Linked DNA regions of Homo sapiens: region 1 is linked to region 2. Evidence: chromatin loops called from intact Hi-C (ENCODE). Cell type or tissue: HepG2. All regions are shown on one strand. Links, peaks and the distances in the headings refer to the core of each region. The heading gives the core; the rest is flanking DNA. Region 1 overlaps GPA33 (glycoprotein A33). Region 2 overlaps RCSD1 (RCSD domain containing 1).

The links. A loop is a pair of places that touch in the nucleus more often than their neighbours do. Peaks named below come from ENCODE experiments on the same cell type or tissue, not always from the same donor. Only the 100,000 strongest peaks of a DNase experiment are listed, where the experiment ranks them.
Region 1: it touches region 2 in a loop (6-fold over the local background); 2 of 110 quality-filtered maps call a loop at or near these places.

What each region holds. Positions count from the first base shown.
Region 1 is chr1:167,073,502-167,089,304 of GRCh38, forward strand. GPA33 (glycoprotein A33) reads right to left here. Exons shown (of 7, transcript NM_005814.3): 2 at 1-38. It overlaps LOC124904451 (a long non-coding RNA gene), which reads left to right and starts at 15,099. Exons shown (of 3, transcript XR_007066717.1): 1 at 15,099-15,183. RefSeq lists an enhancer at 12,787-13,286. In HepG2, for the core only: no CTCF peak of the experiment used is centred there; a DNase peak (open chromatin) is centred at 9,330; H3K27me3 peaks cover 2,052 bases.
Region 2 is chr1:167,696,731-167,712,533 of GRCh38, forward strand. RCSD1 (RCSD domain containing 1) reads left to right here. Exons shown (of 7, transcript NM_052862.4): 6 at 369-1,112; 7 at 7,934-11,966. The coding sequence ends at 7,966. Among named protein-coding and RNA genes, the nearest start is that of TRP-CGG1-1, 10 kb to the right of the region's middle. RefSeq lists enhancers at 896-1,578, 10,418-10,617 and a silencer at 8,542-8,836. In HepG2, for the core only: no CTCF peak of the experiment used is centred there; no DNase peak of the experiment used is centred there; H3K27me3 peaks cover 2,892 bases.

The DNA.
Region 1 (15,803 bases), core at 4,822-12,821, 620 kb before region 2:
CGGAGTTTCCACAGAGATGGCATCGACGGTCACCCTGACTGGAAAGAAAGTAGGCAGTGGAAGGGAAAAGTAAGCGACACGGACAGACATACCCACTCACTGCCCACAGGACCACTGAGGGAATGTCCAGGGCTGTTCTTGCACCTCCAGCCACAGCTAGAGCCATCTTGGCCACCTTGGCCCTGGCAACCAGCTTCTCCTCCAAGACTGCGATGAGGACAAACACATGGGCCTTGGTCCACCTGACTCCACCCCACAGCATGATGAATTGCCTGGCCCTGAACCTCAGCCCTACTTCTTACCAGCTGTGTCAACTTGTCTGAGCGTCAGTTTTCTCATCAATAAAATAGGAGCTCTAATACTTATTTCCTTGATTTATTGGGAAAATTAATGGAGATACCATGTGTAAGTATTTTTATTACTCCCTGGCGCATAGAAAACTCTCAATAAACATTACCTGCCATCGTTTTGGTTGTGATGATGATGTATTCTCTCATTTAACAAGTATTTATGGAACATTTGTATGTGGTAAAGAATTTTATGAATAAGATTATATCGAGGTAAAGAGATGGACCATATTTTCACAGGAGTTTATCTCGTATGAGTTTATCAGAACAAGGTTAGGAAAAAGAATGTGGCCACACTAGCATATTTTATCACACATGCTCTTGCCACGTGATGTTGACTCTCCTCCCTCAGGAGGTGGGGTCTGTGTTCCTTCTCTTCGAGCCTGGGTGCACCTGTGACTCCAGTGTAAGGGATGTTATGTGGCTCTGAGGCCAACTCATAAAAGGCCATTCTCTTCACCTGGTCCCTTGCGATGCTCACCCTGGAAAACCATCAACATTCTGAAGGGAGGTAAGCAGCCACATGGAAAGACAGGTGTCTGTGTTTGGGACACCAACTGAGGTCCTTTGGGACAGCCAACTTCAACTCCCAGACATGGGAGTGAGCAAACCCAGCCACCTAGCTGTTGGAACTGATGCTGAGGGGTGCAGAGTTGAGCTACCCTGCAGATCCCTGCCCAAATTGAAGACTCAGGAGTAAAATAAAGATTGTTATTATTTTAAGTACTGAGTTTTGGGGTGGTTTGTTATACAGAATAGATGCTTGGCACAGAGACCCATGTGGATCCCAGTGGTGAGAACTTTCCAGGCAGAGGCTAAGCAAGGGTCAGGCAGGGAGGCAGGAGTCAGCTTAGTCTACGCACAAGGAACAGCAAGGGAGATTGTGTAGTGGGAGGGAAGTGAGTGAGGAGGAGAGATGAAATGGAAAAGTTGTGGGGGTGGGGGTGGTCTCAGATTGCATAGAGCAATGTAGCCCTTATTTAGGACTTTGTATTTTGCTCTGAATGAAGTGAAAATGCCCTGGAGAGATTTAAGCAGAGAAAATATATTTGACTTACTTTTTTTTTTTTTTTTTTTTGAGAGAGAGTCTCGCTCTGTTGCCAGGCTGGAGTGCAGTGGCTCGATCTTGAATTGCCTCCTCCCGCCAGGTTCAAGTGATTCTCCTGCCTCAGCCTCCCGAGTAGCTGGGATTACAGGCATGCACCACCACGCCCAGCTAATTTTGTATTTTTAGTAGAGATGGGGTTTCACCATGTTGGCCAGGCTGGTCTTGAACTCCTGACCTCAGGTGATCCACCCACCTCAGCCTCCCAAAGTGCTGGGATTACAGGCATGAGCCACCATGCCTGGCCTGACATACATTGTTAAAAGATCATTCTGGCAAATGTGGGGTGAACAGATAGAAGTGGGGTGGGGAACAAGAATGGAAGCAAGGAAATCAGGCAAGAGTTGGCTCAATAGTCCAGATGAGGGCTAATGTCTTAGACACAGGTGATTGTGGGGAGGTGGTGAGAAGTGATCCAAATTGGAATGTATTTAGAAGGTAGGGCCAATGGGATTTGACTGCAGGCTACATTTGGCGTGTTAGAGGAAAACAGGAGTCAGGAATAGACAGAAGGATTTGGCCTCAGCAACTGGAAGAATGGAGTTGTCGTTTACTGAAATGACAACAGTTAAGGAAGGAGGAAGTTTCAGGGGGCAGATCAGGAGTTTGTTTGAGGACTTGCAAAGTTTGAGATGCTCCTTAGACACCCTGGTGGAGGTGGCAATGAGGCAGTTATGTAAGTCTGGAGTGCCACAGAGGCACGGAATGGAGACACAACTTTGGGAGTCACCGGCTCTCCATCAGTTAAGGTCAGAGGATGTTGAGGATCACTAAGGAAGTGCATGAAGACAGGAAAGACATGTGGGACTGAACCCTGGGACACTCCAGTGCTTCATGATGGAGGAAATTAGGAGGAATCAGTAAGGGAGAAGTAGGAAAATCTGGCTAGGGAGACAGGAAGAGAACCAAGAGCAGGAAAAGTTTCTTGAAAGCAAAGGAGGTCAGCTACTCAAATGCTGCTGACATGTTCAACCAGGGACCTGAGGGCAGAGAGATGGTCATTGGATGTGGCCACATGGAGGTGGCCTTGGCATTAGTGGATGCAGTGGGGTGGTGGGGATGGAGCCTGAAAGGAGTGAGTTCAAGAGCTGATGGGACAAGAGGAAGCAGACAGTGTTTGCTGGAAAGGGAAGAGAGCAGGGAGACTGTAGCAGCTAAAGGAGGCTATAGGGTCAAGAGGAGTTTACGCCCTTTTTCCCAAAATATGTGTATGATGATTTAAAAAATAATACTTTTACACTGTTTGTTGATGATGAGAATGAGCCAAGAGAGAATGGGGACAGAAATGATGTCCTTGTAGGGCAAATGGGGCTGGGGGTACGGTGTTATGGGAGGACAGGCCTTAGAAGAGATGCCGGGCTGTCTACCCACTGTAACAGGATGTGGCTAAAGGTGCAAGTGGGCTGGTAGATTTGGTGGTAGAAGGGTGAGCAAGTTCTTACTGAATGTTCCCATGATGAGGCTGCAGCATAAAGAAGGAAAATGTCCTGCTGAAGACCGTCCCCCCGCCCAGCTGGGAAGACTCCACTATCCAGGCAAATTCCAGCTGGATTAACACACTTCTCTTTCAAAATGCAAATCGCTCCTGGGAAACAGGGAAGCATTCGGGTTGTTCATACTTCATTAAGCAGTATTTCATAAGGTGAAAGTCAGCCACCCTCCTGGAATGGGCACTGTACAGTGAGGGCCATGTGAGCTCCTGGGGTGAGTTTATAATATCCGGGAGTATTGGATATTGGGAATGAGAGACAGGAAGATGTCAAAAAAACAGGTTTCCCCTCTTTGGCATTTGCATATTTTCCTCATGGTGATGCCAGTGCCAGAAGCCCCTGAAAATTTGTTCAAATGTTGGCTTCCCAAGTCACTGATGCTGCTCCAGAAGGTGATTCCAAAGTGGCCAAGACTTATCAAATGACCCTCCATGTGACTGGTGTCTTTCCACCACCTTCGTCTATCAGAAAACATTTGCTGGCAGGGCGCAGTGGCTCGTGCCTGTAATCCCAGCACTTTGGGAGGCCGAGGTGGATGGATCACCTGAGGTCAGGAGTTCAAGACCAGCCTGGCCAACATGGTAAAACCCTGCCTCTACTAAAAATACAAAAAATTAGCGACTGTGGTGGTGCATGCCTGTAGTCCCAGCTACTCAGGAGGCTGAGGCAGGAGAATCACTTGAAGCTGGGAGGTAGAGGCTGCAGTGAGCTGAGATTGCACCACTGCACTCCAACCTGGGCAACAGAGCAAGACTCCATTTCCAAAAAAAAAAAAAGAGAAGAAAACACATTAGTCATCATTACTAACAAGTCACCCTTCATCAGAAGGTTACTTGCTTCAATGGAGCCCTCCAGTGCCGTCTGCCCAGCTCCCAGCTATAGCAGACAGCCCATCTAGATATCATTTCTCATATGCCTGGTGTAGTCATGGCAACTGCCACTGATCTTTACTTCACCTCTTCTGTCCTTGCCTGGACCAGGGCATTTTCCCTGGAGCGCTGTCCTCACGGTGACCACTCTTGGGCCTCTCCATGAACTTTACACTGATTCTGTTCTTGTCTATCACCCTGGCCACACACTACACATTAAGGGACTTCTGCCACTGGCAGAACCTAAATGGCCCATGCACAGTTGGTCCCCAAAACTCAAGCAAATTCTATCTGATAGTAACAATTCTCACTCTCAAATCAAAGAGAACCAACCCACTAAGTCATTCCTTTAGACAATGGAGTGTCTAATTACCTGCTCACTCAAGATTAAAGGAATGTTAAGTCAACCATCAATGGATGAAAAATGAGTCACTCTATTGAGTTAATCATTCTCAATTCCCTGTTAATCTCATGTTATTTTAATTACATCTCAATGGTACAGGCACCATACAGGTATTTTACAGATATTCTCTCATTTATTTTCATACTCTCTTTAATGATAGACATTTGTATTTTCCCTATTTTACTGGTGACATAATTGAGGTTCCAAAAGGTTAAACCCTTTGCTCTATCTAGATATGACAGCTTGACAGCTAACAAATGGCAGAGCTGCTGGCAAGTCCTTCAGATAGAGGCAGCCCTGGTGAGGGTATAGGGCTGCTGCCCAACAGTCAGGGAAAAGTGCTAATTTTTGCCTGCAGGGACAGGAGGATGGTGTTTTCCTTGGCTGTCAACAGAACCTATTTCCTATTTTGTTCCTTGACCACATCACACCCCTCAATCTTGTCACAGAAACTCTTCTGCTTTCTTCAGTCAACCAACAAGTATTTAATATGTGCCTAGCATATAAAACCAGCCCCCTGCTCTACTCAGGGAGATAAGATAGATGCCCACAAAGTCATCTTCTTACCCTGGCAAATTAATGGACATAGACTAGCTTCACACATACACTTAGATCCTCTTAACCAAATGCTAAGTACAGTATTTGCTTATAGAAGAGAACTCAGTGTGACCTTTATGTAGGAAAAGAACTAGGGCTGGCAACTGCATAGAAACAACACCCACTATTCTCTAGCACCTCACAGTTCTCAGGAGCCTCACATCCTTGTGAGAGGCGAGACTCTGCCAAATGGAATGGCCGAATTGGCTGTATTCAGATTCTCTGAACATCCCCTTCCAAGGAGGGCAATATACTCCCATCAACCACTCCTACCACTCGTTCATTCTGTCTCCCAACTCTCCCTTTCTTCTGGTTCAGAAACATCCCTTCGATACTTTAATCCCGGAGCGTGTACCGCTCTGTATCGCACAACTTCTCCATGGCCATTTCAGGAGGCAGCATGGCATAGAATTTGAATGCACAGATTCTAGAACTAGAATGCCCCTGTTGGAACTCTGGTTCCTTTCTTTACTATACATATAACCATGAGCAGTTTACTTAAGACCTCTGTGCCACACAGTTTTCCTTTGAGAAACGGGCCGTGTGAGAATTAAGTGACATGAAATGGGTACTTTGTTTAGAATAGTTCCTAACTCATAATCAATAAATGATAGTTACTATTACATATATTTTTCATATTGAGCCACTTCTGCTTCCTTGTCTCATACTCTGTTGTGGAGGTGCATCCTTGGTAGAAGTTAATCACAAGAGGCAGCACTCACCATCACCATGGGTGAGCTGTCAAAAAAGAATAGTAATTGCTAATGATTATAACTAAAGAATAGATCAATTTTAGAGATCATTATAACAGAGAGTTAAAATCCATTTGATGTTATTAGACCTGTGAAGGAAGAAATAGAAATGAATGAATAAGAAAGAGCTCATAAAGAAAAAAACCAGCTGGGCGTGGTGGCTCACTCCTGTAATCCCAGCACTTTGGGAGGCTAAGGCGGGCGGATTGCCTGAGCTCAGGAATTCGAGACCAGCCTGAGTAACAAGGTGAAACCCTGTCTCTACTAAACTACAAAAATTAGCCAGGTGTGGCAGCATGCACCTGTAGTTACAAAAACTCAGGAGACTGAGGGAGGAGAATTGCTTTAACCCAGGAGGTGGAGGTTGCAGTGAGCCGAGATCACACCACAGCCTGGGCGACAGAGCGAGACTCCGTCTCCAAAAAAAAAAAAAAAAAGAAAAAAAAGAAAACTTGCACAAATGTGGAAAATGTGGAGCACTCTTTCAATGTTCTTTGTAAACCTGAGAAGCATCTTAAAAAGCTCATCCTGTGCCCTGAGGCACACTTACATTTTCCATAATTTGAGACGAGAAGTTATTCCGTGTTTAAGAACTTTATGCCAACAGCCATCTTGGGAATCCTTCATAGCTAGCCTAAATCCTTTCCACCCATTCAGTCAATATCCTCTTGTTCTGACATTACTGGCAATGAAGACATCTGGCTGGACTTTTTAATAATTCGCCATTGTAGCTTTAGAGGCTTCTGATGTTTGCAATCACCAGCTTTTTCACCTCCATCTGGAATAAATCCAGTTTCTTTTACTTTTTTCCACAGGCTTTATCCTTATTAGCACTGCATCCCTCATTTTCTCTCCTGGGGGTCTTTGCATCCGTACTCAGTGAATGAGACCAAAGCACCAGGTAGGACATCTAAGCTGGGATTAGGAAGTTGAGAAGTGAAGCTCATTTTTAGAGTCTTCCAGCTACCTCACTTTCCGCTTCCTTGTATAGGTTGGCATTGAATATCAGGTCTCCAGTTGCCCAGAGCCCACCCTCCTCCCAGTAGCTGTGGCTCTCCCATCCAGTCACTCCCTTTGCCCTGTGCCCGTCATGCTCTAGACATTTTCTTTCTTCCATCCTCTCTCCCCTACTCTCCTTGTCAAGGCTGAGCTCTTCTGATGCTCAAGAAGAGCATCCATCGGATAAGCTAATTTACTGTAAGGTGTTACTAACTAATAATGTATCAATGTGTTAACCTCCAGGGGTATACAGGTTAGAAGTGCAAGCGCCTTTACCTGCAAGGAAGGAATCATAACAATCTCTTGCATGATAGCACATGCATTGTCCTAAAGAAGATGCCCCAACCTTCCCAAGAAGAATTGATAACTCTGTCCTTTGTGTCACCTACTACCCATGGCTTCCTGCCTCCTAGTGCTTCTCTCTCATAAAACTTTATTACACAATACAGCAGCATGGCCAAGAGCACAAACATTGCAGCCAAACTATCCGGGTTGGCATCCTCTTTCTTACTTTTCCTAACTGTGTAACCTTAGGCAACTGAATTAACTTCTCTGGGCTTCAGTTTCTTCAACTGTGAAGTGAGCATCATCATATTATCCAACTCCAGGTTGTGAGAGGGTTGAATGACTTCACATAAAGTGCATATCCTTTACCCTGGGACATAAAGGACTCTACAGGCAATCTAGGTTGTCATGTCTCTCTCCTCTGCTGCCCTGTGTTTTCTTCATCTTCATATCCCTAGAGCTCGGCAAAGTGCCTAACATGTAAAAGGTCTCAATACGTGTTTTTTGACAGCAAATGAATGAATTATAGAGAACTTAAGCTTACAGGATGGGTAGGATTTAAAACCAGAGAAACTTGGTGGAAGAACCTATTCAATGAATTGCTGGAAATTGACCAAAAGTAAAATAAAGGACCAAAGGAGCCCCAGAGATGAGAAGTGGAGTCTGCAAGATACCTCAGCTGGAAATGGGAGAGGTCATTTCCCCTCCCTAAGGGGGTCCATATGGAGAGCCAGCCTGAGGTCTCGATGATTGCTTGTAAAAAATTAAGGTTTATTAAGAAGATAATAAACGGTCTCTTGAGAACTAAATGGAAAATAATACGTTGGAGGATAATGAAATGCTTGATGGAACCGGTGGCTTGAGGCATACATAGCACATTATGTGAGCCCTTGGGAAACTGGCAGTAATGCCTCCACTTGGGAAAATCTATTTGCTCAGAGAAACCACGTTCTTAGGGAGGAGATTCTGGAGGCCAGAAAGGACCCAGCCAGCCCCAGGACCAAGTACCATGTGCTGGTGTTGAGAAAGTGCTGGTCTCTAGGGAGAAGAAGGCAGTTCACACACGCAGGTTGGTTTGTCCTTCCTCTATGGGCAGGGAGGCTCTCAAACTGGCAGCTGAGAGAGGAGAGATTGAGAGGCAGGGAGGGAGGTGGTTTAGGACTCAATAAATGTTGAACCGTTCATTCAACATGATTCTTTATGCATCTATAAATTCAGATCAATCCAATAAAATTCTACCAATGTCCTAGTTTAGTGCAAGGCACCAGAAAAATGATCAGAGGTGTGTTCACACGCCATCTTGGAAGCCCCACCAGGACCACCCCAGCCCTTCCTGCTGCCTGGCTTTCCCGAGCCACTTCGGGCAGATGTATCCCAGGTACATGTAGTTCTCGTGTTGATATGGGCTGTGCATCAGGCTCCTTCCCTCAACAGATGGCAGGCTCCCTGGGGCAGCGTCTGAGTCTCAGGCTTCTCTTATATCCACCACTTGCCGGCTTTACCTGCCAGGTGTCTACACTGAGCTGGGTCCTAATAAGGCCTTGTTGATTGAGTGGTATGTGGCACAATCCCTGCTCAGGAAGCAGTCAGAGGTTACTGTCAGCCAGCATCCTAATAGAGCCCAATTAAGTGTTAAAGTGGAAGTGTTAAGGGAGTGAGGTGTGTAGGGGAGGAGCTGAGTTAAAACCAGGAAAAGAGATTTAATGGGAAGGCTTATTGAGGAGGTAGAACCCGAGGGATTCAATTCACGGTGTTGGACTGCATATATAAGGGAATAAAGCAGGATGCAAAACTGTGCATACAACAGTGTCCCAGTCCTACACAATCACAGACAGAGAGAGAGAGAGAATATTTCTAGAAGAAAATACACCAAAATACAGTATTAATAACAGTTACCTGTGGATTCTGAGATCGTGGGGCAATCTGAGATTTCTTCTATGTGTACTTTTATTTCCCAAATGCTCTGCAACAAACATACAGCCCTCTTTTAACAATAAAGCCAACTAGGAGGTGAAAAAGTAGAGACAGTGAGGGCAGCCTATTTTGTCAGGAGCTCACCTAACACTGGAAGATGAGAAAGCTGAGACCAGAGGGGCACAGAGGATCCTGAGCAGATTTCTTTAGCCCCTTTGGGATTGAAGAAGGAGAAATGGAGGTGGGTTTGTAGGTTATAGGGAAGGTGCTGCCAGCAAGGAAGAGTCTGAAAGTGCAGCAGACACCAGATGGAGCAAGACCTTAGCCTGGGAGGGGACCCGAGAGGAGGGGAAGGGCCAGGGCACAGTTGGAAAGCCAGCTTTGCTCACGGCAAGTGTCACCTGTTCCCCAAATGCAGATGGAGATACATTGGTGGACACGTGCAGGGCGTGAGCTCTAGCCAACAGATATACGTTTTATGCTCCTCTCCCAGTGAACTTTGTGACGGCCCTAATGGGAAGCGTCTGTCTGTCGCCATGTTCTGCCCATGCCTGGTGTTTATGGCATCCCTGACTCACCAGGGCAGAAAATGAGGAAGCAGTCCAAAGGTCACTGGGTAGGAGAGGAGAGGGAAACACCTCAGGAAGGAGGCGGGTTCCAAGCTTGACGGTTGGTGCCCCAGGCAGAAAGGGGACAGGGTGATCTGGGAACAGAGACAAGCCCCACAGAGCAGGCAGAGAGAAGACGATGGAGGGCAAAACCTGAGTGCTGCCAACCCGGGGTGGCTTGAGGGGCAACTGAACTTCCCCCCAAGTCCACTATGTCCTCCACCAGCTCTTGCAATACTGAAACTTCCACCATTGACAGAAGGCACAGAAGCTCCTGCTAAAATGCAGGTGATGTCTGAGAGGCAGGGAAGACACACTAAGTGACTTTCTCTAAGTCACTTTAACCTGTGGAGTAATCCATCTCCCTAACTAGCTAGTGCCCCTTATCTATCAAACCCAGGAAAGGAATGTGAGACAGGAACATTTTGAGAGAAGCAAGTGAGATTAGGAACACAGAGGTTGGAGACAAGCAGGGGCAGCCTGGAGGAGGAAGAAAAGCAGGAAAGGCAGGATAGGAAATGGTGAAGCCAGTCAGCCTGCTGCTAGGGGAGGTTCAGAAGGGTCGGCACCCATTCACTAACACCTATCCAGCAAACGGCTGCTGGGTGCCTGTGTCCTGGGCACTATGCCAGACTCTGGGGATACAACGTGGGGCAGGGACAGATGCAGTTGCTGCTCTCACGGCGTTCACTGTTCCAGGGAAGTCAGATGGTAATAAATAAATAATCATAGAAATAAATGTAAAACCACCATAGTAACGAGTGTCATGCATATGATGGGAGGATATAACAGAGAGGGTGCCCTGAGGAAGGGCCTTTTGAGCTGAGATTGAAATATAAGCAGGAGTGAACCTTGAGAAAATAGGAGAAGAGATGTGAGGGAAGGGCATCATGCAGAGGTCAGGGGGTGGCAGAAGGCGAGGCATGTTCCAGAAACTAACACAAACCAGTGTGTAGCTATGGCACCAGGGAGGTTTCTTGGGGGTGTATGATTCCCCATATGATATCCTTTAGCCTCCCACTGTCAATCCAAATAAACTTGTCCAAATACAGGACAAGTAAAAACAGCATCCTTGTCTCATCCAAGTAGTTGAGGACAAATCCTGCTATCCACCCTTTCAGCCAGATTGCCTGCCCCCACCAAGATCCTCTTACAAGCAACTCAAATCACACCATACATGGCCAGTGCAGCCAGAAATGTGGGCTGGGCCTGGCGCTTATCGGCCATGACAACGATTTGAGTCTTTATCCTAATAGTCATGGGAAGTTATGGAAGGGCTTTAAGCAGAGGTGGTGACATGGTCATGATTTTATTTTACAAGATCATTCTGGCTCCAGGGTGGACAGCAGTTAGGAGAAGGGCAAACAGGCTCAGGAGACAAGTGAGGCAGCTGTGGCAGTAGCTTAGGAGAGGCAGTGTGGAGCATGAGGTGGCAGAGGAAATGGAGAAAAACGGGCAGATTGAAGAAATGCTGGAGAGCTAAAATCATCACACAAAGTGATGATCTGAATTTGTAGGTGGGGGATAAAGAGATCAAGGGTGATGTGGCGGTTTTAAAATGTGGTCCCCAAATTCTTTTAAACTGCTCTCAACAAAAGGTGTTCTTATTCTCTCCTTTGAGTTGGGTTCTGTGACTGCTTCTCAATAGACTATGGCAGAAGTGATGCTGGGTCAGTTTCTGGGCTTTGCCCTAAGAAACTAGCAGCTTTAACTTCTTGTCTCTTTAGATGTTTACTCTTGAATCCAGCCATCATGTTATGAGGAGGCACAAGCTTGTCTGTGGAGAGGCCCCTGGAGAGAGGAATTAGACTATATACCAGCTTGTTAGCCAGTGAGTGCACCACCTTGGAAGTGGGTCTTCCAATGCCGGTTAAGCCAACCCAGCATAAAGCATAAAGCAAAGACAAGCTGTCCCTGCCAAACACCATCCAAATTGCTAATTTAAGAGGAAAATAAATGATTATTATTGTTTTAAGTCACTAAATGTTGGAGTGGTTTATTACACAGCAATAGAAAATGTAACAGATGACTGCTAGGTTTCTGGCTTTCATTCCTGAATGGACAGTTTGTCATTTATTGAGAGAGAGCTCACTGGGAAAGACCCAGGTTTGGGGAAAAAGATCATGAGTTTTGTTTTCAGTTTGAGAGTTTTCAGTGTTCCACAAATCTAAGTTGAGAAGTCATGTGGGCTGTTGGACTTGTGAGACAATAGCTCAGGAGAGATGTTGGGTTTGAAGACAGAAATTTATAAGTCAGCTGGGAATGGGTGGCAACTAAAGCTTTGGAGGTGGAGGTGGATGTAGAGTGACAATAGGAGAGCCTGGGACTGAGGGTGAGGGACTCTGACATTTCATGGCAGGACAGAGGAGAATGAGGCTGCTAAGGAGACATGGAAACATCAAGGCCAGAGATGTAGGAGGAGAACAAGGAGAGGAAGTCTCATGGGAACCAACAGGACAGAGTGTTTCAGAAATGCGGGAGAGATTAGCCAGGTCAAACACTGCCAGGATTACAAGTACATGCTGGGCCAGGCACACTTTCCCCAGGCTTCCTGGTGACCAGCATCACAATAGGCAGCATGGTTGTATTACCAAAAAGCCCTGAGAGGGGACTCTGGTGGGCAAAGGCAAGATGAGGATCACACCTGTGCCCATGAACCAATTCTTCCCTATGGCCTTGCTTCTCAGACTCTGGTCCCTGGACCAGGAGTATCATCCCCTGGGAGCTCATTAGAAATGCAGAATCTCAGGCCCTACCCTGGACATACCGAATCATCTGCATTTTAACAAGATCCCCAGATGACTTGTATGCACACTAATGTGGGAGAATGCATACCATTGAGCCCCCTAAATTGAGGGAATTGGACAGTAACCGGAGAAGCAGCTGGATGATGCAAAACTGAGCTAAAAGTCACATGCAGTGTATTAGAGGCAACTGTTCATTAAACCAACTTTTCCTTAAGTTCCAATTCGTCTCTACACCTAGACTGCACATCAGAATCACCTGAGTAACTTTTCAAAAACCAGAGAGAAACCCAGATCCTTCCCCTCTGGATTCTGACTCAGAAGGTATGGGGGAGACTGGGCATCTGTATTTTCACTTCCCAGGTGACTCTGATGGGCAACCAGGGTTGAGAGCCACTGGCCTAAACTATTAGTCTTCCTCTTTTGAACACCTAACCTTCTTAGACCGACCATTCATAACATCTTTTCTCCATTGAGGCTGGGACTGAGACTAGAGTAGGACATTTTAATCCTGATTGCGTCTCTGACAGGGAGGCAATGTGATTCATTCCAGGTGCATGAGCTCTTCCTACAAGCACTGGCTTCTGACTTGTGCTCAGGTGCCAGCAGGTGGGGCCCAGGCCCCAGCGGGGAGCCAGGCTAATTTAGGATTGGAATGGCAACAGGACCCAGGGCCACAGAGCAGATGGTGGGCGGGCCGCTTATCTTGCAGTTGCATTTGCGGGCTGACACCACCCCGGCTCTGGCCCAAATACTACCCTCTTGAGGTCCAGGGTCTCATCAGAAGTGCACATCTGAGGCTAAGCCCCTAAACCACATATCTTAGGCTAGGCCACTGCACAGAGCTTAGACATGTGACACTGGGCTCAGATAGGCCATCGTGATAGGGCAGACCCCAGGGACCAACCCACACCTGTGTGATCCACACGAACATGGCACTTCAGAGCAGACAAGTGTAGGGCACCACATTTAGGAAAAATCTTCCTGCTGGGATTGTGCCTCTAACAAAGATGCCAGGGAAGGGTTCTAAAATGGCACAATCAGCCTCAAAATGTCAGCAACTTGCAAACTTGGTTCCCTTCAAAAACTCTTCATGGATCAAGCACCTGTGGGTTTTCTGAAACTTTTTTATATGGGGGGAGAAAAAACATTTTTTTCTAGAGAGAAGAAAGCTTTTACACCTTTCCCAGGTTAAAGTTCTCCTGAGTTTTTCTCATTTAACTTAGAAAAACAAGGAAGCTTCCTCTCATTCTAGGAAGGTGGGGTGTGTAAGTAAGTGTGTGTGTGTGTGTGAGAGATTGGGTCTTCAAAGGTTTCACTGGCTCTGAGCAGAGCTGTTCAGTGACTTTTGTCTCCTGGAGCTTGCCTCTTTATGCATCCCTTTTCATGCAGCGGCACATTGCAGCACATCAAATCTTTCATGAAGTCTGGTGGCTGAAAAAAAATCCTGGAATGGAAGTGCCTTGATTTTGTGCACACATTGGAGCATTTTCTCTAACAGCCTTGTGGAGGGGGCAGCGCATGGCGGCTTTTTTGGTGATAACTTAGGGTTCATCCACAGTGACCTCTGACTCCCTTTCTTGGCACGTGTCTGCCATCTCAGAGCTCTCGGATAATTGGTCACCAAAGTCTACTAATTTTCTGTAACTTACATTCCCCCACAGTAATAATAATAACTGCACTCATAACTGGCATTTATTGAGTTGTTATTATGTGTCAAGTCCTCTTCTAAGATTTTTACATGTGCAAACTCATTTAGTACCTATAATAGCCCTGTTGGGGCACAGTGTGAATTTTACACCCCTCCATTTCAGACTAGAAGACTGTGCAAGAAGACTTTAGCAAAGTGAAGCCATTTGCCCACACCATAGTCAGTTAAGAGGCACTGGGGTCAGCCCCCTTTGGTCCCCTGGGATGGCAGTGGAGTGTTAGGAGGGACGGGTGGAACATTTCCCAGGCATGGAGGTCTGTTTTGTCACTGACTCTGTTTAGAATTGTCAGCACATGATAATCATAAAAAGCAGACCAACGGTGGCTCACACCTGTAATCCCAGCACTTTGGGAGGCTGAGGCGGGCTTATTGCGAGGTCAAGAGTTCAAGACCAGTCTGGCCAGCATGGTGAAACCCTGTCTCTACTAAAAATACAAAAAATTAGCTGGGCATGGTGGTGCATGCCTGTAATCCCAGCTACTAGGGAGGCTGAGGCAGGAGAATTTCTTGAACCTGGGAGGCGGAGGTTGCAGTGAGCTGAGATCACACCACTGCACTCCAGCCTGAGCAAGCCAGACTCTGTCTCACACACACACACACACACACAAAGCAGACCAACTTTTAGTCGGTTTTATGATTGCTTTTAAACTCCCTACTTTAAAAGCACGGCCTTGCGTTTGTGCCCCCTGCATGGAACCTTATGAATAGCTTCTGCTTCCTCCAACACCACTTGAGTCTTGAGGCCCATTCATCAGTGCAGTGCTTCCCTGCCCAGGTCTTAGCAGAATCAATTCCTCGGAAAGGTCAGATGGGAAGAGAAAGAAGAGAAAAGCCCAGTAAGTCCTCTGGAACCCAAGTCAAGCTCCACCTCCTCCAGGAAGCCTTTCCTAATGTCCCTGCTCCTAACTGGGTCTCCCTTACCTGCGCAAAGGAAGAGGTGGTATCCTCTCATGAGGCATGGTGGGGAGGGCCGCCTGGTTGCTTTTGGTCGACCTTTGAAGGTCTTCCTTGCTCACCTGCAGTGGCAATGGCTATTTCACTATTTGGTAAACTCTGTTTATATACCTCAAGTCGACCACCAAGCCTGGCTTCTCCTGCCCCACTGCTCTGGCCCCTTCTTCCTCTTAATGTAAGATATGGAGGAAGAAAAGTTGGTGGGCACGTGATTCTGTGCTGGGCAGGCTGTGGTGGGAGGGATGGGGCGGAGGTAGAAGACACTTCATCAGTGTGTCTGAAAACATGCCCAAGACTCGTTCTGCTGGGTGAGTTCCCCAGGGGTCACTTGCCTTCTCATAGGAAGAAGCAAAATGTCCTGCTCCAGGCAATTCAGAGTTACGGCCACTTTTCCCTCCAAGCTGGGTGAGCATCTTGTTTTAAGATCGTTTTTCTAAGCCAAAATTTCTTATTTTTATTCATGCATGGGTCGCAGCCAGTCTACAAGTGTGGGGATATGTGTTGGGGGTTGGGGTGGTGCAGGCATGGAGGAGCTTCTGGCTTACCAGGAGAAGATGGGAGAATCACTGGCCCAGCCAGGGAAGGATGGGTATTTCCTTCAGCCTCCCTCTCTCAGGCCCTGGAGCATCCTCCCTGCCTGAATCTGATGGCTGAGATAGGCCCACTTATGACTAATCATTCCAGACTCCTCACTTCTATGGCACCTGCACAAACTATGTGCTCAGTAAAGAGTTGTTTGGATAAAGGAATGAGCCAACCAGTCCATCTTGGTGGATGATGAGGGGCTTTCTGCCTTCAGTCAGATGAACTTGAGCCAGCCTGAGAGAATGATCTTACCCAGATCTTCCTCCAAACCGTGTGATCCAGCCCTTCCCCAGCAGCAGGCTGCCCTTCCCTCGAGAGCCCCAAGGCCAGGTGTTGAGAGAAAAGCATGTCTAGGGCCTGGGAGAACCAGAATGAGCTGTAGGCCCCGTGGCCCGGGGCTTTCCTGTGTATGCTAAAAAGTGAGCTCTAAACCAGTCTCC
Region 2 (15,803 bases), core at 3,454-11,453:
TGTGAGCCACCATGCCCGGCAAGAATTTTTTTTTAAGTGTCAGAATAAAATTACTAAATTAGACACCGAACTGATTAATGTTTTACAGTGCAATAAAATCATGAGTTTTTGTTTTTGTTTTTTACTGAATGGAAAGCATTTGCATCTTCACAAAATAAAAGTCTGCAGGTCACCATGTGATTTCACAATCCCACATGGCTCTAATCTATAATAAATAGCAAACAATGATTCGTTCTCCTGGAAAATTAAACGGTCCTTGCGTGGACTTGTGAAGCAGTGCACCAGACTGACATTGAAAGTGCATACAGTCCTCCTCTTGGCCTTTTTTTATGAGTTTTTGGATAACTTTCCTTAACACTTTCTTCTAGGTGCGGACGAGGGGCTCAATAAAAAGGCGCCCTCCCTCCAGGCGATTCCGAAGGTCACAGTCAGACTGTGGAGAACTTGGAGATTTCAGGGCGGTGGAGTCATCTCAGCAGAACGGTGCTAAGGAAGAGGATGGGGATGAAGTGTTGCCATCCAAGAGCAAGGCCCCAGGATCCCCTTTGTCCAGTGAGGGAGCAGCGGGAGAGGGAGTGAGAACCCTGGGACCTGCTGAAAAGCCTCCTCTGAGGAGGTCACCCAGCAGGACAGAGAAGCAGGAGGAGGACAGGGCCACAGAGGAAGCCAAGAACGGTGAAAAGGCCAGGCGGAGTTCAGAGGAGGTGGACGGCCAGCACCCGGCCCAAGAGGAGGTCCCGGAATCGCCCCAGACCTCTGGCCCAGAGGCAGAAAATAGGTGTGGGAGCCCCAGGGAGGAAAAGCCAGCTGGAGAGGAAGCAGAGATGGAAAAGGCTACAGAGGTGAAGGGGGAGAGGGTGCAAAATGAAGAGGTGGGACCTGAACATGACAGCCAAGAAACAAAGAAGCTGGAGGAGGGAGCTGCAGTGAAGGAGACCCCCCACAGTCCCCCTGGAGGAGTGAAGGGCGGAGATGTCCCCAAGCAGGAAAAAGGCAAGGAAAAACAACAGGAGGGGGCAGTGCTCGAGCCAGGCTGCAGCCCCCAGACCGGCCCTGCCCAGCTGGAGACCAGCAGTGAGGTCCAGAGCGAGCCAGCAGTCCCCAAGCCGGAGGTAGGTGGCCTGGCTCGTTCACATGCAGAAGGCAGTGCCAGGGCCAGTGTGTGCCTCTGTCACATGTCCTGTTCCGTACAGTCCCTTCATAAATCAGCTCGACATGCAGAAACAAAGGTGCCAGGCTCCTGCCTCGTGCCAACTTGTTGGAGAAAGGCTGTCGCTGAGGCTGAGGGGACAAAAGGACACAAAGAGGAAGTGTGTCTTCTGCTCTTGCCAACTTCTCGCTGACTTGGAGTTCTGGCAAGCTTCTGGGTGTGTGTGAGTGACCGAGCCTCGGCACGGCTCAGTAACTGAGGCCTGCAAGCATCTATGGAAGCCTGCTGAGTGCAGGAGCCTGGGCATGCTGCTGCAGGGGATCCAGAGATGAAAAAGAAAGGGGAGCTCCTTTCTAAAAATCATCTCAGTTTAGCACATGAGACCAGCAACTCTTTCATGTGCATGAACAAGGTGGAATAGGGCAGTGGACAGGGGGCATTCCCAGGGAAGCCCAAAGTGCAAGTGTAGCAGAAACAATTTGTGTGTGGATGGGACAAAAAGCTGGGGATGCTTCAGGGCCAAGGTAGTATTTGAGTTGGCCCTCAGAGAAAGAAGCTGCATGTGATGTTGGGACGTTCACTCTCTCTCAGGGATTGGGCATCTGCTGCACATGAGGAGGACGGGGTGACTCAGTCCCTGCCCTCCTGCCTGGGCCTGCATTTACTGGCCCTTTCCTCTACACCTGTCTGCTCCCCACCAGCTCCCAGGAAGCCCATCTTGAGCTCACCTATCTATGCTTTAAGAGCAGAACCAGCTCTGCAGAGTCCCTAACAATCTCATCAAGTCAGTCACCCACAATTGTTTCACCCGTCGCTTTTGTTAGTGCATTCATTCATTCATGCGTTCATTTACTCACACCACTATCAGCTTCCTGCTACAGTAGCCTCTTTGTTTGTTTGTTTGTTTGTTTTTTGTTTTTGTTTTTGTTTTTGTTTTGAGAAGGAGTCTCGCTGTGTCGCCCAGGCTGGAGTGCAGTGGCGGGATCTCGGCTCACTGCAAGCTCCGCCTCCCGAGTTCACGCCATTCTCCTGCCTCAGCCTCCCGAGTAGCTGGGACCACAGGCGCCCGCCACCACGCCCGGCTAATTTTTTGTATTTTTAGTGGAGACGGGTTTCACCGTGTTAGCCAGGATGATCTCGATCTCCTGACCTCATGATCCACCTGCCTCGGCCTCCCAAAGTGCTGGGATTACAGGCGTGAGCCACCGCGCCCGGCCTTACAGTAGTTCTGGCTTCCTGCTTCCACTTTTTTTTCCCCCTGCGTATATAATCCATTCTCTGGACAGCAACCAGCAGGTTTGGTTTGTTTTTTAGATCAACTGCTCTTTGCTAAAATTATTCGCCTCTTGTATCAGGGTCGCCATAAAAAATTACCACAAACTTGGTGGCTCAAAACAATAGAAATATACTTTCTTACAGCTCTACAGTTCAGACCTTCAAAATTAAGTTGTTGGCTGGGTTGGTCTCCTCTAGCAGTTCTGGGGGAGAATCTGTTCCTCTCCCTTAAGTTCTGGCAGCTGCCTGCAACCCTTGGAATTCTCCCTTGCCTCCTCTGGCTCCTGGTGGCTGCTGCAATTCATGGCATCTCTTGGCATCTAGATGCACCACTCCAGTCTCTGCCTCCATCTCCATCACACGGCCTTTCACTGTTACTGTGTGTCTCATAGTCCCCCTCCTCCCCCTTATAAAGATGTCAGTCATTAGATGTAGAGTCCACCCTAAATCCAGAATGATCTTGTCTTGAGATTCTTAGTTACATCTGCAAAGAACCTTTTTCCAAATAAGGTCAAATTCACAGGTACTATGGGTTTGGATTGGATGTACCCACCTCTCCCTGACTCTCCCCCTCACTGTGATCCAGCCATGCTGAGGTCTTTTTGTTCTTCCAATACAGCAAGCTCATTCCCACTTCAGAGCTCTATCCTTGCTGTCCCCTCTGTGTGGGACATTCCTTCTGATCCTTACAGGGCCGCTTCTTACCCACGGCTCAGAGCTCAGCTCAGATGGTCCCTTCTCACTGAGGCCTGTCTGTGCCACTCAGTCTAAGTGGACCTCCCTCCATCCCATCAGTTATTTTCTCCCACGATTCTACTTTTATCATAGAACACATCACTATTTGAAATTCTCCTGTGTATTTTTTAATTGTATTTCTCTACTCCTTTTCCTCACTGCATCTCCAGCACCTGCTACAGAACCTGGAACATAGTAGGTTCTTTAAAAAAATCTTTGTTGAGTGAATGAATGGATTTTAAAAGAAGACAGAAAATTGTCTGACCCAAAAGAAATAATCTCTAATGATAGAAGTACAGGTAGAAGAGGAACTGATGTGTTTAGGGGATCTCCTGGGGCCCTCACGTTATTCTCACTCACGCTAGATCAGGGAGAAAAATGTGTGAGTCCCAAAGACTCATAAAGTATGACTGAGACCCCTGGGTTAAGTTGTTAGGCAGAGGTGCTCCAGATTTCTTTAACATCTTCCATTCCAGTGCCAGGCGTGGTGGCTCACACCTGTAATCCCAGCACTTTGGGAGGCTGAGGCGGGTGGATCACAAGGTCAGGAGATCGAGACCATCCTGGCTAACACAGTGAAACCCCGTCTCTACTAAAAATACAAAAAAAAATTAGCCAGGCGTGGTTGTGGGCGCCTGTGGTCCCAGCTACTTAGGAGGCTGAGGCAGGAGAATGGCGTGAACCTGGGAGGCGGAGCTTGCAGTGAGCGGAAATCGCGCCACTGCACTCCAGCCTAGGTGACAGAGCAAGATTCCGTCTCAAAAAAAAAAAAAAAGCACAACAACAACAAAAAAACTTTCCATTCTAAGTAAGCAATCTTTACATTTAGGATTTTCTGGAACTGAGAGATTCCACCAGGTCTAGAGAAGGCAAATACATGCCCCAATCTGTTAGTCCTTTTTGAGGATGAAGTCACTGGGTCCAAGTAGTCACCTGCCAGTGGTTGCTACATCTTATTTTCAGGTTAGGAGACACCTGCCTTGCCAAGAGACCTCCCCATCTCACTGACAGCATCTTCCAATCCTGAAGGGTTGAAAAGTCACTTTGGTTGAAAAGCTAGTAGGGAAGAGGGCTGCTTCAGGGAGGTCTCAGGTAGAAGAAGTCTTCCTGCGGGAACTCCAGGAGCTCTGGGGCAGGCTCACTGGTAATCTCTCAAGCCTTGCCACTTCCGTATTCCCAACAGAGCCTTGGGCAGGGGAAGAGAATGCCCAGCAACCTCAAGAGCACTCTCCTCCCAAATAGGCAGCTCAGATGGAGAAAGAGTAGCTCCACTTCCATCTCTGAATGGAATGAGAGGAATGCTTTTCCTCTCGGTCATCTCTGAGATGCCAAACTTTGACGCCACTTAACCCAATTGCCTAGTTTCTTTCTTTCTTTCTTTCTTTCTTTCTTTCTTTCTTTCTTTCTTTCTTTCTTTCTTTCTTTCTTTTTTTTAGATGGAGTGTTGCTCTGTCACCCAGGCTGGAGTGCAGTGGCACAATCTCAGCTCACTGCAAACTCTGCCTCCCAGGTTCAAGTAATTCTCCTGCCTCAGCCTCCCAAGTAGCTGGGATTACAAGCCCGCACCACCATGCCAGGCTATTTTTTGTATTTTTAGTAGAGACAAGGTTTCACCATATTGGCCAGGCTGGTCTTACACTCCTGACCTCAAGTGATCTGCCCACCTCAGCCTCCCAAAGTGCTGGCATTACAGGAGGGAGCCACTATGCCCAGCCTAGTTTAGAGAGAGAAAGAAACCAAGGCTCCAAGAGAGGACAGGAGTTGTCCATGGTCACAGAGCTCAGTCAATGTTGACATATTAGGCACCTGCCCAATCATCAGAATAAACTGCTTACAAAGTACCTGTGCACGTGTGCATAATTTGTTTAATCTGGAAGAGGGCACTGTCTCCAGTCCTCCCTGTTCCTCTTAAACCAGGTCAAGGTCAGAATCAAAATGCCTGAGTCACTAGTGCAAAAGGAACCATCAGTAAGAACAATTACAAGGTTGACCCCTTGAGTTATGGGCTTCCTCAGGCACCCATGTCTGTCCCAGGTCTTTCCTGGATCCCCCAGAGGCAGCACACACCTCTAAGCAGTTTTCTAACCCCCTAACCTAATTCCCATCTTGTTCCTCTGTCGGTAGAAATAGATTGATCAGACAAACTAATTATGGTTGCATTCATGCAATCAGCATTTAACAAGCACCCGTTATCCCTACCACTATGTGAGATACTGGGAGTCAAAAGTGAAGAAGACAGAGGCATAAACAAATAACGACAAGGCAGTAGAATAAATGGGATTCTGCCCTAGAAGGGTGCTATGTGAAGCACAAAGGCTGGAGCAATTTGTTCTTCGAGAGAAAACAGGGGAAAGTTCCATAAGTGCGCCAAAGGCATCAGACGTGTGAAAGCACTATAAAGGGTCACCTTACTGTTAGGTTGCCCCTCACAAGTGTTTTAACATATCGTACTGAAAGAAGGAGTCATCCTGGGGATTTCAATCATAGGCAAGCTGGACGTATCAAGTCACTGCACTTAGGATTCTGTTTATAAGGAAAAGTCGCCCTGAAAAGAGGGCACAGAATCAGATACAACTCTAATACTTAAAATAAATTTAGCAAGTGTTATCTGGGCGTGGTGGCTCACACCTGTAATCACAGCACTTTGGGAGGCTGAGGCGGGCAGATCACTTGAGGTCAGGAGTTCAAGATCAGCCTGGCCAACATGGTGAAACCCTGTCTCTACTAAAAATACAAAAATTAGCCAGGGGTGGTGGCGTGTGCCTGTAATCCCAGCTATGCAGGAGGCTGAGGCAGGAGAATCGCTTGAACCCAGGAGGTGGAGGTTGCAGTGACCTGAGATCGAGCCACTTCACTCTGGCCTGGGTGACAGAGACTCCGTCTAAAAATAAATAAAATAAATACATAAATACATAAATACATAAATAAAAATTTATCAAGTGTTTCTCAAACACTCATTATGTATCCAGTATTGTGTAGGGCACTCAGCTATGCCAGAGACTAACTTACCCAAACAAAGACATTCGAAATATTTGGATATCAAATCTGAGACTTTGCTGTATTAACAATAAGTGCCGACTTCCTAATTGCCTGATTCAATTGCTTTCCAAGTCATTCCCCTTGGTTTCTCAACATTTGATTTGAAATTCTTTTCTCCCTGAGCTGATGAAATACATCCTTCTCTTGAGAATCCCCTACCTTTGTAACTTTGTAGTGTTAACATTGTTCTTTCTTTCTTCTCCCTCCTGGTTAACTGGCAGGTCAACAGACTCAGTTCTTGGCCCTATTTCTTCTCAGTTCTTTTGGGGACACACTCCCTGCATTCCCACCTCAATCATCCCTCAGACACATTAACTGTCCTTGCCAGAGATCCCTCTGTCTCTCCTCCTTTTCCCCTTTCCCACCCACCGCTCCTCCTTGACCCTCCTCAGCCCCGAGCATGACCAGCGCTTTGTGGGAGCTCAATCAATAATGGAATTGTGACCAGGCACAGTGCCTCACACCTGTGATCCCAGTATTTTAGGAGGCCGAGGCATGAGGATCGCTGGAGCCCAGGAGCTGGAGACCAGCCTGGGCAACATGGCACAACCCCATCTCTATGATGATACCAGTGCTAGCCTTTCTTTTCTATCTCTACAATCACAACTCATTCCTAACAGAATTCCTGGTTTCCAGACTCACCCTACACATCAGTGACAAATGCCTCTTCCTATAAATACCATAGGTTGTCTGCTCTCCTATCCCAAACCCTTTGATACTGCCCACTGGAAAATGGAGTTCATGCTCCTCCATGGGCTGGGCTTTGCCACATGCCTAACCTTCACTGTCTCCATGCTCCCCAATAGTGGGGCCGGGGCTCCAGCCAGCCTGCACCCTCCACCATTCTGCATTAGGCAAGGCATCTCCTCACCCACTCCCACAGCCTCTTTGCCCAAATGCCTGCACTGCCAGCTGAAATTGCCTGCAGCCCACTTTAACCCAGCCCTCACTGGTACCTGGAAGTCCTCTCACCACACCTCTATCTTCCCCTCCACAAGCCTTTTCTGATTGCTCTGAGGACAAATGCCCCCCTGCTCAGTATAATCCACTAGGATGGTCCACATCACACCCCACCTTGTACTGTGGTTACATTCCCAAATGTTTCCATTTCTCAGCAAAAGAACTGATGGGGACGAGGCTGGAGTCCTGGTACAGCTCCTAGCACAGAAGGATCTCAAAGTAATACCTTCGGAATGACTGTTGAATAAATAGCTACTTTACTGTCCTTTTACTCAAGTATTGGTCTTTTATTTTCAACTCTTTCTGTCCTTTTTCCATTTATATGCTGCCTAAGAATCTTGAGCAGTGTTTCAGGAGAGCACATTGAATGGGAATGAGTGAATAGGTAAGAGGCCAAGATAGAGGGAACTCAGGCATCAAGGGTGGGCAGGGTCACTTAGTACTGGACAACTCAAGCTCTGATCCCTGGGTTAAAATCCTGACTTCACCACTTACTAGCTGTGTGACCTAGGGGAAATAACCTCTCTGTGCCTTCATTGCCTCACCTATGATAGAGTTAATAAAAGTAACTACCTCATATTGCTTTTGTGAGGATTAAATAAGTCAATGCATAAAAAAAACTAAGTTGGGCACATAGCATTCTTATGACTATCATTCTTACTATTACTCCTACTGTTACTATTATTGCCAGATCCATCATCCCCAAGGAGGGATGCTGAGTGTCAGGATTTCCTCACCATTTTCCTAATTAATTCTTTCCTCCCCTGTTCACAGGATGACACTCCTGTCCAGGACACTAAAATGTGAAGAACAGCTCATTGTGCCCCAGTGATGAAGTTGCTGGACACATCTCTTTGCAGGTAGCAGCAACAGTTGTAGCAGCAGCAGACGAAGCCATTGCAGAGGCAGAATATGCTGAGTGTCTGGAGTCAGCCTGAAGACACAGGGTGGATTATTTCCTGGCCTCCACACCAAACGTTCCCTTGCAGATGGAGACTGAATCTGAGGGCAGCAGACTTTTATCAGCTTGAGTTTATGTCATTTGATGGACTTGGTTCAACAACAAGAACTTACTTAAAACAATGTACTGTGGTGATGAGTCCCAGGGGCACTGGTCAGCCTGTGGAGCCCTGGATGCTATCCACACCCACCTATCCCTGCAGCTAATTTAGCTGATCTCTAATTTAACTGAGCTCTAATTTAGCTGATCAGATTTTGCTTGGGTAAAGTTCCTTTTTAATGTTCTAAAGTGTTTACGGTTCTCAAATATCAGTTAAAAACTAATTTTAGGTGGCCATAAACATAAAATAGAAACCCTGTAAGTTACAGAAGACCCTAAATTGTATCAAAACCCTAGAGACAACTTTTCAATTTGATCCAAATTTGAACTGGCCAACCAGTCTTTAAAACACTGGACTAGAAGAGATAATGATTGAAACATTTAAAAAAAAAAAGTGCTCCATTCGCAGGAGCTTTTCCTGTCCTGTGGTTTTCCAGTTGGTGACCACCATGGGAGGTCGCTGGCTCGGCTCACTCCCTTCTCCCACCCTTGAGAATGTGGAGAACTCCCATGGAGAGGCAGAATGGCAGGAGGTTTCATGTCCCGCGTTGCATCTCCTCCTGAAAGAAAAGCAGTGATACCTGAATAATGCTGGCTCTCCGATTGATCCTGTGAGGATGAATTTGCATTTCCAGAATCCTTGAGCATGGATTAGATGTTTCCTGGGAGGTGCCTTGAGTACCATTATGTGCAAGCTACATAATTAAAACATTTTTCTTAGTTTCCCTGGGAAGCTTTTCTTGACTCACAGCCCAGGTTCTTCTGCCCAACACAAAAGGAGTGAGTTGGGGTCTTTAGTCTCTTCTTATTGGGTAGCTCTTGCTTTAATATTCTGTTTGGTGAGTGTAAGGGATTCTGCAAGGGACAGGGGGCCTGACTACCCAGTCTTTGACTTGTATCCTCTCCCCTCTTCATACACTCCTGCTGAAAAATGTTAATCCAAATACACATTTAAACTTAGGGTCGGTCCTTATTCTGATTTGAGTATTTTAATGTCTCAGTGTGCTGATTTGGTAGTTGGAAGAATTATTCTTCTGGAGGTCTGTTAGACTACATCCTACACTGACTTCAGAAAACAGTCTGTCAGACAAAAAGGCCTTATGTCACCACTGGTACCTCAGTTTCCTCATCCCATTTACAGTTTTTCTAACTCCAGGGTAGTGTTTAGTGTTAATATTTGGGATATATTTTTTTTCAAAACTGTTTTTAAGTAGTTTGTAATTTGTAACAAACTTGTAACCTGGTTGGGACTGATATTGTCATAGCTATGATAAACTTTGGATATTAGCAGAATTTGGGAGATGTGTGTGTCAATTATTTTGAGATCTATAAACTTGTCTGTCTATCTATCTAGCTGGCTAGCTTGCTATCAATCTAGCTACCATCCATTTATTGACAGAGAAGTCTACCCCTAAACAATACTTGGTTTTATTTATATATGTCTTTGGGTTGTTTATACACATGCACTATCTGGGCAAGTACTTTGTGAATATGTGCATGATTGTGAATGTGTGATGAAAAGGGCCACTTTACTTGAGGAAGGCATGGAACAGAAAGTATGGGGTTTAGATATGAAAAATGAAACTGCATTTTTCTTCTGGAGGGTCTAAACATAGTAGCAGACGAGAGAGGGGCAGTAAAAATGACAAGAATGTGACATTGCGGCACCATGCTTGTGGGCATCAGAATACCTTTCTATCCCCCAAGTCTCCTGTTAGTCACATTATTTGGTGTATTTTGTGAAAAAAATAGAGGCCCCATTCCCAGGGCTTGTTCATTAATAAAGGGGGCTCTTGGCAGGGAACTCATGAAGTACAGGGACTGATTTTTGTTGGTGCTGCAGCCCCACTGCTTAAAACTCTCCTTTCTCAAAGCAACCATGATCAGGTGTTTTATTTGCATGGTTGATACTGGAACTTCTAAATTTGGGATTAAAGAAATTCATCTGTGTCTTAGGTAGCACAAAGTTATTAACAGGCCAGGAAGACCTTGTTTCTTTCAGGCTTCCATAATGGGTTTGAAAGAAAACACGGATTCTTCTACAGCAACAGAGTTAAAGAAATAGTCATAGTCATTCTTCCACGATCTTTGTAGTCTAGCTTGAATTTCAAACTGTGTCCTTCCTTACTCCAGAGAGGGAGCAAGAAAAAAAACCTGGATGCTTTGAAGGGATCTGCCACTATTTAAAAGGGGATTAGGATTCTGTTTCAGCTGCATGTGGAACTAGGTAAGCTTCAGTGGCCTCAGAACTCCAGGCCCCTCACGGAGATCACCCTGAACAATGCCCAGTTTTTCATGCAGGTTTTGTCCTATGACCAGTTAACTACATGTTCAATAAATAAATGTCAAAGAAATAAATGCGTGAAAAGGCAACCAGTTCATCATCTTATGATTAGGTTTTCTTGATTAGGGATGTGTTTAGTACAGCTGAATGAACAAGTTCACCCAGCTGCTGGTGACAGAAACCCAACTCAAACTAGCTGATGAAAAACAGAACTATACAGATCAATGAATCTCTCCCCCTTTTTCAGCCTCATAGAACTGAAAAAAACAAACCTAAATACAGTCACCCAAGTGATGTCAGGAATCTCTCATGGTATTGGTCTCTGCTTTCCCTCGTATTGGCCATATTCTTTTTTTTTTCTTTTTTAAAAACTTATTTAATTAGTTTTCCTTAATAGTTGCAGCCAAGGCTGTCTCTTTTTTCTCTTCTTTTCTCTTCTTTTTTTTTGAATGAGACAGAGTCTCGCGCTGTCACTCAGGCTGGAGTGCAGTGGCACAATCACAGTTCACTGCAACCTCTGCCTCCTGCATTCAAGCGATTCTCGTGCCTCAGCCTCCCAAGTACTGCAGTTACTTTTGCACCAACCTAATAGCTCGGATTACAAGTATGCACCACCATGCCCAGCTAATTTTTGTATTTTTTAGTAGAGACCAGGTTTCACTATGTTGGCCAGGCTGGTCTCAAACTCCTGGCCTCTAGTGATCTGCCTGCCTCGGTCTCCCAAAGTGGGATTACAGGCATGAACCACCACGTCCAGCCAGTCATTTTCTTAAGTAGGTTCTTCCCAGCCTGCAAACCCAGTGAAAGGGCTTATTCTTTCACCATTACTGTGGGGAAAAAGTCCTGTAGAGGCTTTCCATAGGCCCTGTGTGACTCACGTGTCTATACCTGAATCAACTGTTACAACCAAGCAGATGCAGAGACTGCGTGCCCTCTCCTGGAGCTAGGAGCTAGGTGAGTCAATCCTGCACTTTCTCTACAAGGCTTGCAAAGGTGAGCAAGAAGATTCCCCAAAGTGAAATCAGGGTGCTGTTACCAAAAGAAGCTATGCTGGCAGGCAAAAAACAACAGCTGTTTCCCATAGGGCAAAACCTGAAACACCCAATTACTATCCCATTGTTTGCTTCAAAATTAAATTTTGTTTGACCCCAACTAGTTCTAGTCAAGTTTTTGCTCGATGGACCACGTGAAAAAAGGATAAACAATGTCTCTATATAATGCATGATCAGGTGGTTTATGAAGATGTCAAGAGCACTGAACAAAATCCAAATGCTCACATAAAATGGGATTAGGTTTCATAAGCCACCCAAGAAAATCAGTCTCATTATTTTATGTAATAATGTATTACTGTGCCCAGAGCTAACCTGTAGCTCTAGGGGAGTACAATGTGTTTGTATTATTCTTCATTGTACACAGTGCCTCAGACATAGTAGGTATTCAATAAATATTTGTTAAATCATGAATGACTGAATTGATTTCAGAGCTGAGATGGGATTATTTTCAACAGTCATCCCTGCTTAACACCTCTTTTATCTGACAGCAGACACCTGAAATGTCATCATTGGCTTCCTTCAATATGCAAATACTTCTGAGAGAGATCATTATTTGGAGCCTCCTTTGTCATTTACACCTTGGTGTGAGAAGTTTCTTGAGACCCTTCCCAGAGGGGGTTACAAAAGAGGAGCAAAGTGCACAAAATTCTAGGGTCAGGAGACACACTTTTCTGCCTTCCCAGTTTTGTTGGGGTAACCCAGGCTCCCCATGAGCCCTGTGCTGGATGTCCTGATCACAGTGGCTATGGATGCTGACAAGAGACCATTATTCCAGTTTTGCCCGCAAATCCCAGGAGAGCTGTGGGAATTCCAGCAAAGTCCCACTGTGGTCAAATGGGGCAGGAAACTGGTTCTTTGAGACTCCTCAGAGGAGGAAGAGATGATGAATGTATTACATGCCTCAGAGGGTAAAGGAAGCCAACAGTAAAACCACCCACATCCAAAACAGGAACTAAGAGATGTCTTACACATCCCCCTAATCCTGAAAAGCTGTGGGGCTTCTCCATGGGAGCTGAACACCCTCCGCCTGGAGCAGCCAGGAAGACACTATGAGGGAAGCAGGATGCCGAAGGAAGAGGTCAGAAAAGGCTAGGATTCTGGGCAGGCGCGGTGGCTCATGCCTGTAATCCTAGCACTTTGGGAGGCCAAAGCAGGTGGATAGCTTGAGGCTAGGAGTTCAAGACCAGCCAAGATGGTGAAGTCCCGTCTCTATTACAAATACAAAAATTAGCTGAGTCTGTTGGTGTGCCTGTAATCCCAGCTACTGGGGAGGCTGAGGCAGGAGAATCGCTTGAACCCGGGAGGTGGAGGCAGCAGTGAGCTGAGATCACGCCACTGTACTCCAGCCTGGGTGACAGAGTGAGACTCGGTCTCAATAAAAAAAAAAAAAAAAAAAAGGCTAGGATTCCCGCCCCCAAGTACTCCTGCAAGTAATATGACTCTAGTCCTTCATGATGTAGTTTTACATAGAAATTTAAGAAAGTGGCCAGGTGCAGTGGCTCACACCTGTAATCCCAGCACTTTGGGAGGCCAAGGTGGGTGGATCACCTGAGGTCAGGAGTTCGAGACCAGCCTGGCCAACACGGTGAAACCCCGTCTCTACTAAAAATACAAAAATTAGCTGAGCAGGGTGCCGCACACCTGTAATCCCAGCTACTCCGGGGGCTGAGGCAGGAGAATCGCTTGAACCTAGGAGGCGGAGGTTGCAGTGAGCCGAGATTGTGCCATTGCACTCCAGCCTGGGCGACAGAGTGAGACTGTGTCTCTAAAAAAAAAAAAAAAGAAAAGAAAGAAATTAGAGAAAGTTACTCTAACTTGGGTAAACCCCTAAGTCAGTTACCACACTTACCAGGTGCTTCTGTTTTAAAGAATGAGTGGACTGAATTGCACTTTAACCAGCATGCAGAAACAAAATTCTAGAATAATTATATGATTGGTACTCAAAGGATGGATATTGCCAAGACACAGATACTCATTCCCCCCCAAGAAAATAATAGCCTCTTCAAACAATAGGACCTCCAATACTAGTCACTGCTGTTTGACTATCTAAGGAAGCCACACATGCTAGACGGTGCCAGGCACATCCCCATCACAGTTGCACCTGGCCTCTCAGGAGTGATACAAACAGGCTTATTGACCACCTCTGGAAGCAGAAGGGATGGAGAAGCACAAAAGGGCCTGTTTTACATTGCTTCTAATTCTGTGTCTCCATTCTACCAAGAACAAAGAAATGCAGTTTCAAGACCCCTGTTTTCTTTGTGGCTTAAAAACGTTAATTATCCTAATTTTTTTCTCATTGTAAAAGCAATGCATCTTTATTTTAGAAAATTGGTGGAGGGGAAGAAAAAATTTTAAGAAGCAAACAAAAAAGTATTTTTAAGTCCACTATCTAGGGATAACTAATGTTACTATTTTATGGATATTCTTCTTTTTTTTTAGTGCATTATATACGTTTTGTTTTAATTCTTGGTTGGTGCAAAATTGGGATTTTACTATATCTAATTTTCTCTTTCTTTTTTGTAACATACTCTCATGAGCATGTCTTCATAAAGAATCACAAGTTTGATCATGAAAATGATACACTTTTGTGTTAACCAGAAACATCTGACCAGAACTAGGTCTGTATAAAACAGAGGGTAATAAGATGAACAGGTAATAAGACTCCTTGGTGAAAGTGAAGGTGTCCCAGCGGAGAGCAGTTCTTTCACAATCTACATCTGAGATTCATATTACCCCTCTGACCTCATGTACTCTCAGAACTTAAAAACAAGCAAAACCTTTTGAATGAAAAATGAAGAGGCTGAGGCAATTCCAAGAATTCATTAATAGTGATTCAATGAAGGGACTGCAAAATTCAGAGGGACACATGATCTAAACCTCATAAAAAGGATCACTGAGGGAAACCAAATAGAAATATGTTTAGTAAAATGTAGCTGAAGCTTTTGCTGGATATTGGACTAGAATCTGGAAAAAGACACAAATTTTCAGTCAGATCCAAGTTTCTGTTTAAATTGGAGGAAGGCTTGCTGTGCGTGACACAAGCCTACCAAGACAACTGCCATGGCCTTCTAGTCCATTAGTACATAACCCCACAAGCAGCAAACAAGGCTCAGCATATGAGCATGAGGCCAGTCTTGTGTGCCAAGTTAGCGAGAAGGTTCCTTGGAGTGGTGAACCCATGTAATTAATTGTATTCTTATTCCTAAGGACTGATCTTGCTAGACAGAGCCAAGTCTGCACCACCTAAGCCTAAATTGGGTAAGAATTCAGTAGCCAGCAAATCTTAGTTATTAAATAGTCACTGAATCCCCATTACAAGTGATTTAAATGCCCATTCACAGTTTCAATAATGTCATCCCAGAGTTATTCTAATCATCTCCTAATGGATTTACTAGTTTTCTAATTTCTTTTACTCCCTTTTATGCATCTGACCCCAAGTCAAAATTGTTATCATCAACAATACTTATTATCAGCATTCTCAAAAGCTTTGATGCCATCAAAACCCTTAAATGAAATTAAAAGATCAAATCATGGGCTTTAAAGTTATCTGAGAGCCACTGTTCCTCTTCTTCCACGTTTCCATCTTACTTGTTAACCAGCCAAGCCAAGCTCCTTAGCACAGAATTGCATCAAGAGTTATAAAAGTGGCCAAGGATCAGTGTTTGTCTCTGTGACCAGGCCAACTCTGGGAGTGTGTCCTAAGGAAATAATCCAAAGTACATGGAAAGGGGCAGGGTGCAATGGCTCACGCCTGTAATCCCAGCACTTTGGAGGCCGAAGTGGACAGATCACTTGAGCCCAGGAGTTGGGAGACCAGCCTGGGCAACATAGTGAAACTCCATCTCTACAAAAAAATACAAAAATATTAGCCAGGTGTGGGTGAACTAGCTGGGTGTAGGTGGCACATGCCTGTCCCAGCTACCTGGGAGGCTGAGGTAGGAGGATCACTTGAGCCCAGGAGGTTGAGGCTGCAGTGAGCCATGATGGCACCACTGCACTCCAGCCTGAGTGACAGAGTGAGACCCTGTCTCAAAAAAAAAAAAAAAAAAAAGTATATACACAAAATTTCAACAAAATGTTTGACACCACTTACTTATACAGTGGAAGAATAATTAAGAAAAGGATGTGCCATTATCTTGATGGGATACTATGAAGCCATTACAAACTACTTAACGGAGTGGAAAAGCAGACTTGGGAACTTATTTTTATTTTTTATCCCTCTCCCCAGGCTTGGGAAATTAAAACAAC